2 separate regions of the Homo sapiens genome follow, and region 2 is linked to region 1. Evidence: chromatin loops called from intact Hi-C (ENCODE). Cell type or tissue: CD4-positive, alpha-beta T cell. All regions are shown on one strand.

What was found. Hi-C counts contacts between places; a loop is a spot of excess contacts. Peaks named below come from ENCODE experiments on the same cell type or tissue, not always from the same donor. Only the 100,000 strongest peaks of a DNase experiment are listed, where the experiment ranks them.
Region 2: it touches region 1 in a loop (2.6-fold over the local background); 3 of 110 quality-filtered maps call a loop at or near these places.

What each region holds. Positions count from the first base shown.
Region 1 is chr19:2,947,747-2,955,746 of GRCh38, reverse strand. No RefSeq gene overlaps it. Among named protein-coding and RNA genes, the nearest start is that of ZNF77, 6.8 kb to the right of the region's middle. RefSeq lists an enhancer at 5,103-5,172. In CD4-positive, alpha-beta T cell, CTCF peaks have their summits at 4,394 and 4,593 (motif pointing left); DNase peaks (open chromatin) are centred at 4,556 and 4,926; H3K4me3 peaks cover 1,579 bases; H3K27ac peaks cover 1,535 bases.
Region 2 is chr19:3,425,240-3,433,239 of GRCh38, reverse strand. The region is part of intron 3 of NFIC (nuclear factor I C); the gene reads right to left. Among named protein-coding and RNA genes, the nearest start is that of SMIM24, 51 kb to the left of the region's middle. In CD4-positive, alpha-beta T cell, a CTCF peak has its summit at 3,569 (motif pointing right); a DNase peak (open chromatin) is centred at 3,569.

The DNA of each region.
Region 1 (8,000 bases):
TGTCCCCCAGGGTAGGAGGCAATGGTGTGATCTCAGCTCACTGCAGCCTTGGCCTCCCAGGCTTAAGTGATCCTCTCACCTCAGCCTCCCAAGTAGCTAGTACCACAGGCCCCAGCTACCACACCCAGTTAATATTTGTATTTTTTGTAGAGATGAGGTCTCACTATGTTGGACAAGCTGGTCTCAAACTCCTGAGCTCAAGCAATCCTCCCACCTTGGCCTCCCAAAGAGCTAGGAATATAGGCGTGAGCCACCGCGTCTGGTTACTGCACCATTTTATATCAGGGTCTTGAGCATCCACTGACTTTGATACCTGCAGGGATCTTGCAATCTCCTGCAGACATTGAGGGACAACTGCGTGTATACATTTCACAAATATTTTTTCTTTTTTTATGGGGGGATGGAGTCTTGTTCTGTTGCCCAGGCTGGAGTTCAGTGGCACGATCTTCTCTCACTGCAACCTGCACCTCCTGAGTTCAAGCAACTCTCCTGTTTCAGCCTCCTGAGTAGCTGGGATTACAGGCATGCGACACCTTGCCTGGCTATTTTTTTTTTTTTTTTTTTTTTAGTAGAGATGGTGTTTCACCATGTTGGCCAGGCTGGTTTCGAACTCCTGACCTTAGGTGATCTGCCCTCCTTGGCCTCCCAAAGTGCTGGGATTACAGGCATGACCCACCGTGCCCGGCTGGGATATATCTATTAACATGCTATTTATCAACATGGTTAACTTTCTGTCCTTCCCTATTGGAATCTAAAGGATATAGAGAAGGATATGTGTGATGTTTACTGCTGTGTTTCCCAGTGCAGAAAACAGAGTCTGGGACATAGAAGATGCTTTATGAGTATTTATTAGACAATAGGCACACATTTCTGTGTGCACACACACACGTCTTTTTTTTTTTTTTTTTTTTTTTTTTTTTGAGATAGAGTTTCACTCTTGTTGCCTGGGCTGGAGTGCAATGGTGCGATCTTGGCTCACTGCAACCTCCGCCTCCCAGGTTCAAGTGATTCTGCTGCCTCAGCCTCCCGAGTAGCTGGGATTACAGGCATGTGCCATCACGCCCGGCTAATTTTGCATTTTTAGTAGAGACGGGGTTTCTCCGTGTTGATCAGGCTGGTCTCGAACTCCCGACCTCAGGTGATCCGCCCGCCTCAGCCTCCTCCCCTTTTCAGACCATATAAGGTAACTTCCGGACATTGCCATGGCATTTGTGAACGGTCATGGCACTGGTGAGAGTGTCTCTTAGCATGCTAATACATTATAATTAGCATATAATGAGCAATGAGGACAACCAGAGGTCACTTTCTTCGCCATCTTGGTTTTGGTGAGATTTGGCGGCTTCTTTACCATGTTCTGTTCTAACAGCAGGGTCTTCGTGACCTGTGTCCTGTGATACTGTCCTGCCAACCTCCTATCTCCTCCTGTGAGTAAGAATGCCTGACCTCCTGGGAATGTGGCCCAGCAGGTCTCAGCCTCATTTTACCCAGCCCCTATTCAAGATGGAGTCGCTCTGGTTTTTTTGTTTGTTTGTTTGTTTGAGCCGGAGTCTCGCTCTGTTGCCCACAGGATGGAGTGCAGTGACGTGATCTCGGCTCACTGCAACCTCTGCCCCCCGGGTTCAAGCGATTCTCCTGCCACAGCCTCCCGAGTAGCTGGGATTACAGGCATGCACGACCATGCCCAGCTATTTTTTTTGTATTTTTAGTGGAGACGGAGTTTTACCATGTTGGCCAGGCTGCTCTCGAACTCCTGGCCTCAAGTGATCCTCCTGCCTCGGCCTCCCAAAGTGCTGGGATTACAAGTGTGAGCCACCGCGCCTGGCCAGGCTTTTGCATTTCTGACAACCAGATGGACACCCCTGGCCCATCCTGTGGCCTCCACCCAGAAGTGGACTCACGGCATGAGGGCCGTGTTCCACATCCCTATGATCCCATCCCCAACTAGCCAGCAGCACCTAGACCCTAGCCTCCTGACCACCAAACTATCTTCAAAAAACCCCTGAGTGGGTGCAGTGGCTCACGTCTGTAATCCCAGCACTTTGGGAGGCCAAGGCTGGTGGATCCCTTGAAGTCAGGAGTTCAAGACCAGCTTGGCCAATGTGGCAAAAACCCATCTCTACTAAAAGTACAAAAATTAGCCGGGCGTGGTGGCGGGTGCCTCTAATCCCAGCTACTCAGGAGGCTGAGGCAGGAGAATCACCTGAACTTGGGAGGCGGAGGTTGCAGTGAGCTGAGATCATGTCACTACACTCCATCCTGGGCGACAGAGCCTTCAGGGAGCTTGGTTTGAGTAATGACTCCGTTTCCTGCATGGCATAGCCAGCCTCAGGCCAACTAAACTCTTTTTACTGCAATGCCACGGTCTTTGTGAATCGATTTTGTTTGTGCAGTGAGCAGGGAGAACCTGTCCGGCAGCTACAACTGTTGCTGGTGGGCTGGGCAGGTTCTTGGCTTCACTGCACAAATAATTTGAGAGCAAGTCCAAAGTGTGAGTAAGCAAAGAAATTTATTGCAAAATGAAAGTACTCTCTAAGAGGCAGAGCAGACTATTCACAGGGAGAGGCAGCAGCTAGTGCCTTAAGATAAATTCCTTTTTGGGGGCTGTACGTACATAGTCAGAAAATACCGGTGAGGTCAGGTGTGCAAAGGTGGACCTACGGTTGGACTCAGCATCTGCCTGCTCTAACACACATTGCATGTATCAATAGCATACAAAATCTCCACCTAGGGGTGGGTTTTGTTTTCGTTTTTGTTTTTGTTTTCGAGAGTCTTACTCTGTCACACAGGATGGAGTGCAGTGGCACGATCTCGGCTCACAGCAACCTCCGCCTCCCGGGCTCAAGCATTTCTCCTGCCTCAGCCTCAGGTTTTTTTTTTTTAACTATTAAAATGAGGAAAATGTTGGCCCGGCGCTGTGGCTCACGCCACAGTAATCCCAAAGTAATCCCGACACTTTGGGAGGCTGAGGCGGGCAGATCACCTGAGGTCAGGTGTTTGAGACCAGCCTGGCCAACGTGGTGAAACCCCGTCTCTACTAAAAATACAAAAATTAGGCAGGTGTGTTGGCAAGTGCTGGTAGTCCCAGCTACTTAGGAGTTTGAGGCAGGAGAATCGCTTGGACCCAGGACTTGGAGGCTGCAGTGAGTCTTGATTGTTCCACTGTACTCCAGCGTTGGCAACAGAGTGGGATTCCATCTCAAAAAAATAAAATAAAATGAGGAAAAGTTTACTATTAGCTAAACCTTAACTCTAGCTGCACATGTGGGGCCTGGAAGAAGTCCCTGGCCCCTTTTAAGGCAGGAATTTTTTTTTTTTTTTTTTTGAGATGGAGTTTCACTCTTGTTGCCCAGGCTGGAGTGCAATGGCACGATCTCGGCTCACGGCAACTCCACCTCCTGGGTTCAAGCGATTCTCCTGCCTCAGCCTCCCAAGTAGCTGGGATTACAGGCATGTGCCACCAAGCCCAGCTAAGTTTTGTATTTTTAGTAGAGACAGGGTTTCACCGTGTTGGTCAGGCTGGTCTTGAACTTCCGACCTTAGATGGATCCACCCGCCTCAGCCTCCCAAAGTGCTGGGATTACAGGTGTGAGCCACCACACCCGGCCTTAGGCAGGAATTTGTAGCTAATAGCTTCTTGGGCTTTTTGGTGTTGATTGGCTGGAGATTGGGGAAGCTGATGAAGCCGATTCAGGAATAAGGGACTTTTGTTCTCTTTCGCTGGCAGTACCGGATATGAGGAATTTGTAACCCATCTGGCGGTCTGCTGGTATCCTTCAGGACTGCTTACCTTGTAAAAGAGATAGGTGCTCAGGCATGGGAATGCAAGGGATGCGGAGCCCGCTGGGTGTCACACAAGGGGACAAGTCAGGATGGCCTCCTAATCTTAGTTATGATGCCTCACAATGGAAGGCAAAGACCCCTGCATTTTTCCTGTGTCTAAACTCTAAAGCTAAGTTCTCCAACTCAGGGCCTGCAGGCCGGATGAAGCCCAGGATGGCTTTGAATGCACCCAACACAAATTCGTAAACTTTCTTAAAACATTATGAGATTATTGGCTGGGAGTGGTGGCTTACGCCTGTAATCCCAGCACTTGGGAGGCCGAGGCAGTCGGATCACGAGGTCAGGAGATCGAGACCATCCTGGCTAACACGGTGAAACCCCGTCTCTACTAAAAATACAAAAAATTAGCCGGGCTTGGTGGCGGGCGCCTGTAATCCCAGCTACTCGGGAGGCTGAGGCAGGAGAATGGCTTGAACCCGGGAGGCGGAGCTTGCAGTGAGCCGAGATCGCGCCACTGCACTCCAGCCTGGGCGACAGAGCGAGACTCCGTCTCAAAAAAAAAAAAAAAAAAAGAAAAAAAAAACATTATGAGATTATTTTGCAATTTTTGTCTTGTTTTAGCTCATCAGCTATAGTTAGTGTTCCTGTATTTTATGTGTGGCCCAAGACAATTATTCCAATGTGTCCCAGTGAAGCCAAAAGATTGGACACCTATGTCTAAAGCAACTAAAACAAAATATCCGCGAATTTGAAAATGTGAGCTACGTGGCCATCTAGTGGCCAGAAGGGAACATCACAACGCACTCATTAATAAGAAAAGCCACATGTAAATGCATAAAAATGACCTTATTTCTGGAAGAAATAACAGACATTCAAGGAAGAAAAATCCCAACAATGGGAATATCTTTGTGCAGGAGTATGTTATCACGAGGAATGTGTTGGCTGGAGGAAATGAGCATTTATTACTTATTTTAGCGTTTATTGTTTATCAGGGTAATTGGGCGTTGGAGGATTGCGCGAAAGACCACGCCCCCAACCTCGTCCCGGGACCTCGGTCTTGTTTTAGCCACGCCCCGGGGAGGATCCAGTACAAGCCACGCCCACAGCGCGATTCTGTCCCGAGACTTGCCCTCGAGGGGCGGATCTGCCAACAATGCCAATTATCTCCCAGACGGCGGAAACTAGCTTTTCCTGCTCAGCGATTGGACGACGTAGGTCGTCCCGCCTATCTTTGAGGCTCCACCAATCCCAAGCTCATTACTAGCCCACTTTTCAGCTCCCAGCCGCCCCGGAACCGGAAACGGAAGCATCCGTCTGTGACCCGCGGCGGCCGTCTCCCTCAGTGGCCGCAGCGCCTCCCGTGAGAGCGGTTTCTCCTCCTTGTACTGCTGGACCTGGCCCCGTATCTTCGTGGCAGAGGCCAAGCAAGGGGACTCCGATGCCGGGGCGTAGGGGGGTTTGGGTCAAAGGATGGGGGCAGAGTTCAAAGTGCAGGGGGCGGGCTCGTTTAATGGCGAAGTCCTGGCACCGCGCCCCAGGGAGGAGGCTCCGGAGGCCAGTGGAACCCCGCTAGACTTCAGGGGTCTTGGTTGGGGACGCGGGGCGTTTTGACCCCCTAGGCCTGAGGATCCTAGGCCTGAGTAACCCATCGGATTTGGAGGGAAGGGTGGGGTTTAGGTGAAATGTAAATACTGCGTGGTTTCCATTTGGCAAAGAGCAAGCTTGTAAAGGGGTCACCCTCGGGTCTGGGCTGCGAAGTGCAGCCGGGACCTGTTTCCTTGGGAACCACAAGATAAGACCGCTGTAGATTGTTATGTCCGGAAACCGCTTATCAGAGCCCTGCACCTGGGTTGGAAATGGAGACGGATTCTCTGTGTCCAAGAAAATCAGACCCTCCGGCCGGAAAAGGGAAGTTTATTCTTACTGATAAAATGTCAATCACTGTGTATGATTGTAATGGGCAAGGAAGGCATTTAGCGAGCTAGAAGACATTGATGGCTCAGAAAAAGGTGTCCTTGGCAAAAATACTGTTTTCTGTTAATTTTCCAACTGATACCATCTGGGTCTGTCCTCCCAGCCTGATGAATGTGTAGGCAGATACTTTCTCAGTCGGAGTTGATTTTTATTATCTTGATTGCTGCATCCTGTGCACAGAGGTTTTCTGCTCAGCTGGGCTTCATCCTGGGGTCCCAGTCCTGGCCCCAAGCCTTAATCAGCTCTCGGGTGATATTAGGCAAGTTGCCAAGCCCCTAAGTGCCTCAGTTTCCAGGTCTGTAAAATACATAACATTACCTGCATTTGTCAAATAGTGCTGTGTGTGGATTATTATTGGCAGCTCATCATCACCATTATCACCCTCCTGTAAACGTCTTGGACCCCTTAAGTGAAGACAGCAGGGTTACGGCGGATAAAATGATGGACTTCAGAGAAAAGACTCTAAGACCAAATAGAGTCTAAAGCAGTGATTATCAAAGAGGGGAGGAGAAATTTTACGCCCAGGGGACACTGGACAATGTCTGCAGACTTGGTTGTCACAACCGGGGATGGGGTTGGGGCGACTGGCATCCAGTGGATGAGGAGGTCTAGGGTGCTGCTCAACACCCTGCAATGAATAGCACGCCAGTCTTTTGGATTTGAGCCCACCTTAATCTCATTTTAATCGAATTGCCTCTTTAAAGGCCTATCTTCAAATACCTTCTGAGGTACTGTGGGTTAGGCCTTCACCTTACGGATTTGTGGGGACGCAATTCACCCGTTAACGCTATACATACACAAAAATTCATAGACTACACCTCAAAAGAAAAATTCAACATGACCATATAATACTATAAAATAAAAGAAGATGCAATACCTGGTTTGGGGTTGGATCTTCGGAGGACCAGCTGTAAAGACCATTTGGGGTATAATTGAAGGAAATACGATTATGGGCTAGGTATAAAGGAATGATTGTTAACTATCTAAAGTGCGAATATGAAGTGTGGACTTTTAGATAAAAATACAGATTTTTCTCTAAAATAGCATTTGGGAGGTGTTTAAGAGCAGAGTGTTACAGTGTCCTCAATTTACTTTTTTTTTTTTTTTTGAGACGGAGTCTCGAGCTGTCGCCCAGGCTGGAGTGCAGTGGTGTGATCTCGGCTCACTGCAGCCTCCACCTCCCGGGTTCAAGTGATTCTCCTGCCTCACCCTCCCGAGTAGCTGGGACTACAGGTGCCCGCCACCACACCCAGCTAATTTTTGTATTTTTAGTAGAGATGGGGTTTCACCATCTTGGCCAGGCTACTCTTGAACTCCTGACCTCGTGACCCGCCTGCCTCGGCCTCCCAAAGTGCTGGGATTACAGGCGTAAGCCACTGCCCCCAGCCACTCAATTGACTTTGAAATAATTCTTTTTTTTTTTTTTTTTTTGAGACAGAGTTTTGCTCTGTTGCCCAGGATAGAGTACAATGGCGTGATCTCAGCTCAACGCAAGCTCCGCCTCCTGGGTTCACGCCATTCTCCTGCCTCAGCCTTCCGAGTAGCTGGGACTACAGGCACTCGCCACCACGCCCAGCTGATTTTTTGTATTTTTAGTAGAGACGGGGTTTCACCATGTTAGCCAGGATGGTCTTGATCTCCTGACCTTGTGATCCGCCCAACTCGGCCTCCCAAAGTGCTGGGATTACAGACGTGAGCCACCGCACCCTGCGACTTTGAAATAATTCTATGTAGATATTGGCTGTCAGTCGGCTAGAACAATTGATCAGGAAACATCTCTGTCTTCACAAATTACCTGATATGTTGAGTAATGTGAGTATAACACGAATTTCATATTTGTTTATGTTCAGTTTCAACCCTAAGAAACACTAAGTGAACAGAAGAAATTGCACATAACTGAAGAGTCTGGTAGGAAAACAGAAAATGCGCGCACACACCTCAAATACCAAGTCACACTGTTTCCTCTGCTTTAAAACTTAACATTAGATTTCCGACAACCCTCTCTCCACCACTGCATACTAACTCTGGAAATTTAGATTCCCTTGCCCAATTCCACAAGCAACCTTTGGATCTTCTGCAAGGTACGTTGCTACATTTATTATAGTATTTATGTGTTTCTTTTCCTTTTTTTTTTTTTTTTTTTGAGACAGAGTTTTGATCTTGTTGCCCAGGCTGGAGTGCAGTGGCATGATCTCGGCTCACTGCAACCTCCACCTCCTGGGTTCAAGTGATTCTCCTGCCTCAGC
Region 2 (8,000 bases), 480 kb before region 1:
TAATCCCAGCACTGTGGGAGGCCGAGGCAGGAGGAACGCTTGAGCTCAGGACTTCAAGACCAGCCTGGGGAACACAGCGAGACCCCATCTCTACAAAAAGTGTTAAAATTAGCCAGGTGTTGTGGTCCGTGCCTGTAGTCCCAGCTACTCAGGAGGCTGAGGCTGGAGGATCACTTGAGCCTGGGAGGTGGAGGCCGCAATGAACCATTGTTGTGCCACTGCACTCCAGCCTGGGAAACAGGGCGACACCCTCTCTTAAAAAACGAGTGGAGCCGGGTGCGGTGGCTCACGTCTGTAATCCCAGCACTTTGGGAGGCCGAGGCGGGAGGATCACAGGTCAGGAGATGGAGACCATCCTGGCTAACACAGTGAAACCCTGTCTCCTAAAAATACAAAAATTAGCCGGGCGTGGTGGCAGGCGCCTGTAGTCCCAGCTACCTGGGAGGCTGAGGCAGGAGAATGGTGTGAACCCGAGAGGTGGAGCTTGCAGTGAGCCGAGATTGCGCCACTGCACTCCATCCAGCCTGGGCAACAGAGCAAGACTCCATCTCAAAAAAAAAAAAAAAAAAGAGCGGAAAGCGGAGGCCTGGGCTCACATCGGCTCCATCACCTGCCTCGGTGTGTGATCTGGGGCAGGTCACTTTCCCTCTCTCAGCCTCCAAGTTTCCCTAATTGCAAAAGTGAAACCATCAATCCCATCATCGGGGTTGTCGTGAGATCTGTATCCAACTGCCTGGGAGGGGCAGCTGGCTTGCTTTACACACTGTCACCCTTCGAGATACTCTGGCTTCTTGTTCTTCTCCCCTTCAGACTGGGAGGTCCGTGTGGGCAGGGATGTCTGTCTGCCCCGACCCTGCAGTGTCCTTCGTGCCTAGACCAGAGCTTGGCACCCAGCAATGGGTCAGTTAAAATGGGGGGTTGAATGGGAGGCCCACAAGCCGCAGTTAAAACCCTCAGTGTCCCCAGCATTGCTCCTACCTAATATTAAAGGAAGGGAGACTGTCCTCTCGACTGGAGTGGTTTGGACCCATTTCACAGATTTGGAAATCGAAGTTGTCCCCGAGAGGTCGGGAGCCTTGGCCAACCTCAGACAGCTTGGGGACAGCCCTGTCCTGCCCTCGGACGCCCTTGTAGGAGGGATTCATGGACTCAACAGGCGTTTACTAAGCATCCACAGTGTCTGATTCTGAGCTGGGCCCCGGCACAGCAGGAGATGATACAGGCTGAAGCAGTTGCCCCTGTGAGACTCAAAGTCCAGTGTGAGCGACAGACAGCAGCCAAGATTAATAGGTCAGCAAAAGTCCACGAATGTTCCTAGCAGCACTGTTCACCACAGCTCAAACTGGAAAGCCACCCAAATGTCCCTTCAAAAGATGAAGAGATAAACACAGCGTGGTCTAGCCACACACTGGAATAGGACTCAGCCGTGAAAAGGATGCCGGGCGTGGTGGCTCATGCCTGTAATCCCGGCACTTTGGGAAGCTGAGGTGGGTGGATCTCGTGAGCTCAGGAGTTTGAGATCAGCCCGGGCAACATGGCGAAACCCTGTGTCTACAAAAAATACGAAAATTAGCTGGGTATGGTGGCTTGTGCCTATAGTCCCAGCACTTTGGGAAGCTGAGGCAGGTGGATCACTTGAGCCCCAGAGTTTGAGACGGGACTGGGCAACATGGCGAAACCCCATCCCTACAAAAAGTACAAAAATTAGCTGGGCGTGGTGGTGCACACCTGTAGTCCCAGCTACTTGGGAGGCCGAGGCGGGAGGATAGCTCGAGCCCTGGAGGTTGAGGCTGCAGTGAGCTATGATTGCACCACTGCACTCCAGCCTCGGGGACAGAGCAAGACCCTGTCTCAAAAAAAAAAAAAAAAAAAAAAAAAAGAAGAAGGAAAAGAAAAAGAATGAGGCCTTGGGCTGGGCGCAGTAGTGGTAGCTCACACCTGTAATCCCAGCACTTTGGGAGGCTGAGGCAGGTGGATCACCTGAGCTCAGGGGTTCAAGACCAGCCTGGCCAACATGGTGAAACCCCATCTCTACTAAAAATACAAAAATTAGCCGGGCATGGTGGCGGGCACCTGTAGTCCCAGCTACAGGCCGAGATCGCGACATTGCACTCCAGCCTGGGCATCAGAGTGAGACTTCATCTCAAAACCAGTAAATAAATAAAAATAAAAGAACGAGGCTCTGACACAGGCTACAACATGGATGCACCTTGAGGACATCATTCAGTGAGGGACACCAGAGACAAAAGGCCACACAGTGTGTGATGCCATTTCTTTCTTTCTTTTTCTTTTCTTTTTTTTTTTTTTTGAGACGGAGTCTCACTCTGTCGCCCAGGCTGGAGTGCAGTGGCGCAATCTTGGCTCACTGCAACCTATGCCTCCCAGGTTCAAGCGATTCTCCTGTCTCAGCCTCCCAAGTAGCTGGGATTACAAGTACCTGCCACAGTGCCTGTCTAAATTTTGGATTTTTAATAGAGACGGGGTTTCACCATCTTGGTCCGGCTGGTCTCGAACTCCTGACCACATGATCCACCCACCTTGGCCTCCCAAAGTGCTGGGATTACAGGCATGAGCCATTTCACTGAAATGTCCAGGACAGGCCAAGCCACAGAGACAAGAAGGGGATGCGTGGGCACCAGGGCTGGGAGAGGAGACAGGGAGTGGTGGCTGATGGGGATGGGGTTTCTTTTAGGGGGGATGAAATGTTCTGGAATTAGGCCAGGCTCGGCGGCTCACATCTGTAATCCCAGCACTTTGGAAGGCTGAGGCAAGAGAATCACTTAAGGTCAAGAGTTCGAGACCAGCCTGGCCAACATGGTGAAACTCCATCTCTACTGAAAATACAAAAAATTAGCCGGGTGTGGTGGCATGTGCCTATGATCCCAGCTACTTGGGAGGCTGAGCCATGAGAATTGCTTGAACCAGGAAGGTGGAGGTTGCAGTGAGCCGAGATTGCGCCACTGCACTCCAGCCTGGGGGTAAAAAAAAAAAAAAAGAAAGGTTCTGGAATTAGATAGAGGTGAATGTACTTAGTGCACTTTGACTTGGACACTTAAAAATGGCTAAAATGATGCATTGTACATCATGCACATTTTACTACAAATTAAAAGCTCATTAAGTCAAATGCGAGGTGCATCAGCCTGTGGTAAGGCAGGCGGCTGGTGGGGAACTAGCTAGGGTGGGGAGGGAGGCTATTTTACACCCAGGGCTCAGAGAAAGCCTGACCGAGATGGTGGCATTTTACAGACCTCAAGATGAGACTGGATAAGAGGAAGGAACTTGTTAAAATCTGCAAAGCTCCGAGAACAGCGCCTGGCAACCGCCCCGTGACTGTTGGCTTCTCCGATGGGGATGATGTTTCATCACCTCCCTGAGGGCCACGATGTTCCCGGCACTGGGAACAGCCCGTGCAAAGGCCTCCGGGTAGAAATGCACTTGGCAAGTTGCAGGCCAGCAGGGTTGGAGTGGAAAGAGCCAGGGAGCCTGGTAGGTTTGGAGGTGGGACAGGCTCTTGGCTTTTGGGTGGCGGTGGGAGCAGTTCCTCTCCCGGCCCCCAGGGGGCAGCACGGACTGCAGGGAGCTCAGGGCTGTGTCCAGTTCTGCAGACCCAAACCCCCGCCAGTCCCCCTGTTACAATCTTTCTTTTTTAGAGACAGAATTTTGCTCTGTTGCCCAGGCTCGAGTGCAGCGGTGCAATCATAGCTCACTGCAGCCTCGAACTCCTGGGCTGAAGTGATGCTCCTGCCTCAGCCTCCCAAGTAGCTGGGACTACAGGCACGCATCACCACCCTTGGCTAATTTTTGTATTATTATTATTACTTTTTGTAGAGATAGGGTCTTGCTATGTTACCCAGGCTGGTCTCAAACTCCTGGGCTCAGGCGATCCTCCCACCTCAGCCTCCCAAGTAGCTGGGATTACAGGCATGCACCTCCGTGTTTGGCTAGTGTGTGTGTGTGTGTGTGTGTGTGTGTGTGTGTGTGTGTGTATATATTTTTTTTTTTTTTTTTGGGGTAGAGATAGGGTCTTGCTATATTACCCAGGCTGGTCTTGAACTCCTGGGGCTAGTGTGTGTGTGTGTGTGTGTGTGTGTGTGTGTGTGTGTATATTTTTTTTTTGGGTAGAGATAGGGTCTTGCTATATTACCCAGGCTGGTCTTGAACTCCTGGGCTCAAGCGATCCTCCCGCTTCAGCCTCCCAAAGTGCTGGGATTGCAGGCGTGAGCCACCGCACCCGGCCCCCTGTTACAGTCATTTGCTGAGTGAAGGCAATGAACCAACCCTGCCCCGCGCTGGGAGGTTCAGGGCCACGCATTCTGAAGAGGACAGAGCGGTGGCCCCCGAGTGTCCAGGAGAAGTGGCCAGAGCCGTTTCCTGCTGACCCAGCTGGCCAGCTGGTGTCAGCACGCCCCCTCCGCCTCCCCCGACCGGGGTTTCCTGTTTGTGCAGCGCCTGCTCAGCTCCATCTCTGGGGGACTCCCTGGCGAGCTGGGAGGACGTGATTTCCTCTACCAGACGCCCAAGCTCCCCAGGGGACCAGGCCAAGCGCCGCTGCCCCCACCTCCCTCCAACATCTGGCTTGGAGAGAGGCGTCTGGGGATCACAGGAGGCCGCGGAGGACCCGGGTCACAGACGGAGGAGTCACCGGGGGCCAGTGAGGAGTGGCCTCAGGCCTGTGAACCTCCGAGAACCTTCCAGCCTCCCTGTGCATGCCTGTTCCGGTCCTTCCAAGAAGGACGCCTCACCCACTCGCTTTCTCTTCCTTCCTTCTTTTCCTTTCCTTTTTTTTTTTTGAGACAGTCTCACTCTATCCCCCAGGCTGGAGTGCAGTGGCGTGATCTCGGCTCACTGCAACCTCCGCCTCCTCCTGGGTTCAAGCAATTCTCCTGCGTCAGCCTCCCGTGTCCTCCTAGTACAGATGGGGTTTCGCCATGTTGGCCAGGCTGGTCTTGAACTCCTGACCTCAGGTCATCCACCTGACTCGGCCTCCCAAAGTACTGGGATTACAGGTGTAAGCCACTGCGCCCTGGCCCCTTCCTTCTTTTTCTTTTCTTTTCTTTTTTTTTTTTTTGAGACGGAGTTTTTACTCTTGTTGCCCAGGCTAGAGTGCAATGGCGCGATCTCAGCTCACTGCAACCTCTGTCTCCCGGGTTCAAGCAATTCTCCTGCCTCAGCCTCTCGGGTAGCTGGGATTACAGGCATGTGCCTCCACGCCTGGCTAATTTTTGTATATTCAGTAGAGACAGGGTTTCTCCATGTTGATCAGGCTAGTCTCAAACTCCTGACCTCAGGTGATCCACCCACCTCAGTCCCCCAAAGTGCTGGGATTACAGGCGTAAGCCCCCGCACCCGGCCCTTCTTTTTCTCTCTCTCTTTCTTTTCTTTCTTTCTTTCCTTCTTTCTTCTTCTTCTTTTTTTTTTTTTTTTTTGACAGAGTCTCGCTGTGTCGCCCAGGGTGCACAATCTCGGCTCACCACAACCTCTGCCTCCTGGGTTCAAGCGATTCTCCTGCCTCAGCCTCCCGACTAGCTGGGATTATAGGTGTGTGCCAACATGCCCGACTAATTTTTGTATTTTTAGTAGAGACGGTTTCACCATGTTGGTCAGGCTGGTCTCGAACTCCTGACCTCAGGTGATCCACCTGCCTTGGCCTCCCAAAGTGCTGGGATTACAGGCGTGAGCCACCGCACTTGGCCCCTTCCTTCTTTTTCATCTCTCCTCCTTCCTCTCCCCATATATCCTCTCTTGTCTTCTTCTCTCTGCTTCATCCCTCCCTCTCTCCTTCTTTTCTTTCTACAAGTATTTATTGAGCACCCACTCTGCATCAGGCCCCATTCTAAGCCCTGAGGGCACAACAGAGATGTAGACAGACAAAGCCTCTGCCCTGGAGGAGGTGACATTCCACTGGGGAGATGAGCAGACACCCGTGCAGTCACTAAACAACTAAGCAAATCCATAGGCAATCACTAACTTCCTCTGAAGGAAAGAAAACAGAGGGCTGAGACTGAGGGTAGCCAGGCTGGGCGCGGTGGCTCATGCCTGTAATCCCAGCACTTTGGGAGGCCGAGGCGGGTGCATCACAGGGTCAGGAGATCGAGACCATCCTGGCTACCACGGTGAAACCCCATCTCTACTAAAAGTACAAAAAATTACCCGGGTGTGGTGGTGGGCGCCTGTAGTCCCAGCTACTCGGGAGGCTGAGGCAGGAGAATGGCGTGAACCTAGGAGGCGGGGATGGCAGTGAGCCGAGATTGCGCCATTGCACTCTAGCCTGGGCGACAGAGCCTGACTCTGTCTCAAAAAAAAAAAAAAAAAAAGATTGAGGGTAGCCAGAGGCTGCTTATGCTGAAGGGGTTTAGGGTAGACCTCTCTGAGAAGGGGGCATTTGAGCTGAGACCAGGGGAGATCTGGAGAGAACAAGCGAGCAGTTAGTTGGCTGTTTAGACAGAGGTAACAGAATGTGCAGCGGCCCTGAGGCAGGACTGGGTCTGGTGCACTGGAGGAACGGCGAGGAGGTCTGTGTGGCTGGGAGTGGACGACGGGGAGAGAGGGAGGAGGGGAGGACAGGGCAGGGATGGGACAGGTTGTGCAGGGCCTTGTGGGCCACAGGGAGGACCTGGGCTTTTACCCCAAGAGAGGTGGGAGCCGTGGATGGCTGTGCGCAGAGGAGGGACGGGCCCTGACTTGGGGGCTCACAGGTGTCCTCTGGCCATAGTGAGAAGGACAAATGGTGGGGGCCAAGGGCAGGAGCTGGGGGCTAGGATGGAAGTGACTGCTCTGGTCTAAGTGAGGTTAATTTTCCCACTTCCTATCCCTACAACATAGAATTACACTGTCCTACCCATCTATTAGACGCCCCATGAGGGCTGGGTGTGGTGGCTCACACCTATGATCCCAGCGCTTTGGGAAGCCAAGACAGGAGGATCACTTGAGCTCAGGAGTTTGAGACCAGTCTGAGCAACATAGTGAGACTCTGTCTCTACAAAAATATTTAAAAAATTAAAAAAAAAAGCCAGGCGCGGTGGCTCATGCCTGTAATCCCAGTACTTCGGGAGGCCGAGGTGGGTGGATCACGAGGTCAGGAGTTTGAGACCAGCCTGGCCAACATGGTGAAACCCCATCTCTACTAAAAATACAAAAATTAGCCAGCCGTGGTGGCACACACCTGTAATCCCAGCTACTCAGGAGGCTGAGGCAGGAGAGTTGCTTGAACCCAGGAGATGGAGGATGCAGTGAGCCGAGATCGCGCCACTGCACTCTAGCCTGGGCGACAGAGTGATACTCCATCTCAAAAAAAAAAAAAAAAAAAAAAAAAAAAAAAAAAGCCAGGCATGGTGGTGCACACCTGTAGTCCCAGCTACTTGAGAGGCTAAGGCAGGAGGATCGCTTGAGCCTAGCTGGTCCAGGCTGCAGTGAGCTAGGATGGTGTCACTGCACTCCAGCCTGGGCAGCAGCGTGAGACCGTTTCTAAGACAAACAAACAGGCCGGGCACGGTGGCTCATGCCTGTAATCCCAGCACTTTGGGAGGCCGAGGTAGGCGGATCACCTGAGGTCAGGAGTTCAAGACCGACCTGGCCAACATGGTGAAACCCCGTCTCTACTAAAAATACAAAAATTAGCCGGGTGTGGTGGCAGGTACCTGTAATCCCAGCTACTTGGGAGACTGAGGCAGGAGAATCACTTGAACCCGGGAAGCGGAGCTTGCAGTGAGCTGAGATTGTGCCACTGCACTCCAGCCTGGATGACAGAGCGAGACTCCATCTCAAAATAAATAAATGAATGAAAACAAAACAAAACAAACAAAAACCCTCAAACGTCCCATGGGACCGTAGAACCCTCTGGGGTCTCCCATGGGGTGAGCACCTCAGAGCCCAGAAGCTGGGAGCTCAGAGTCGTGGGTTCCAACCCAGCTCCCTGGTAGCCCCTGGACAGGCCCCTTAACCTCTCCGAGCCTCAGTCTGCTCATCTGTAAAACGAGTGGTGCCAAGCAAATGATTCCCAA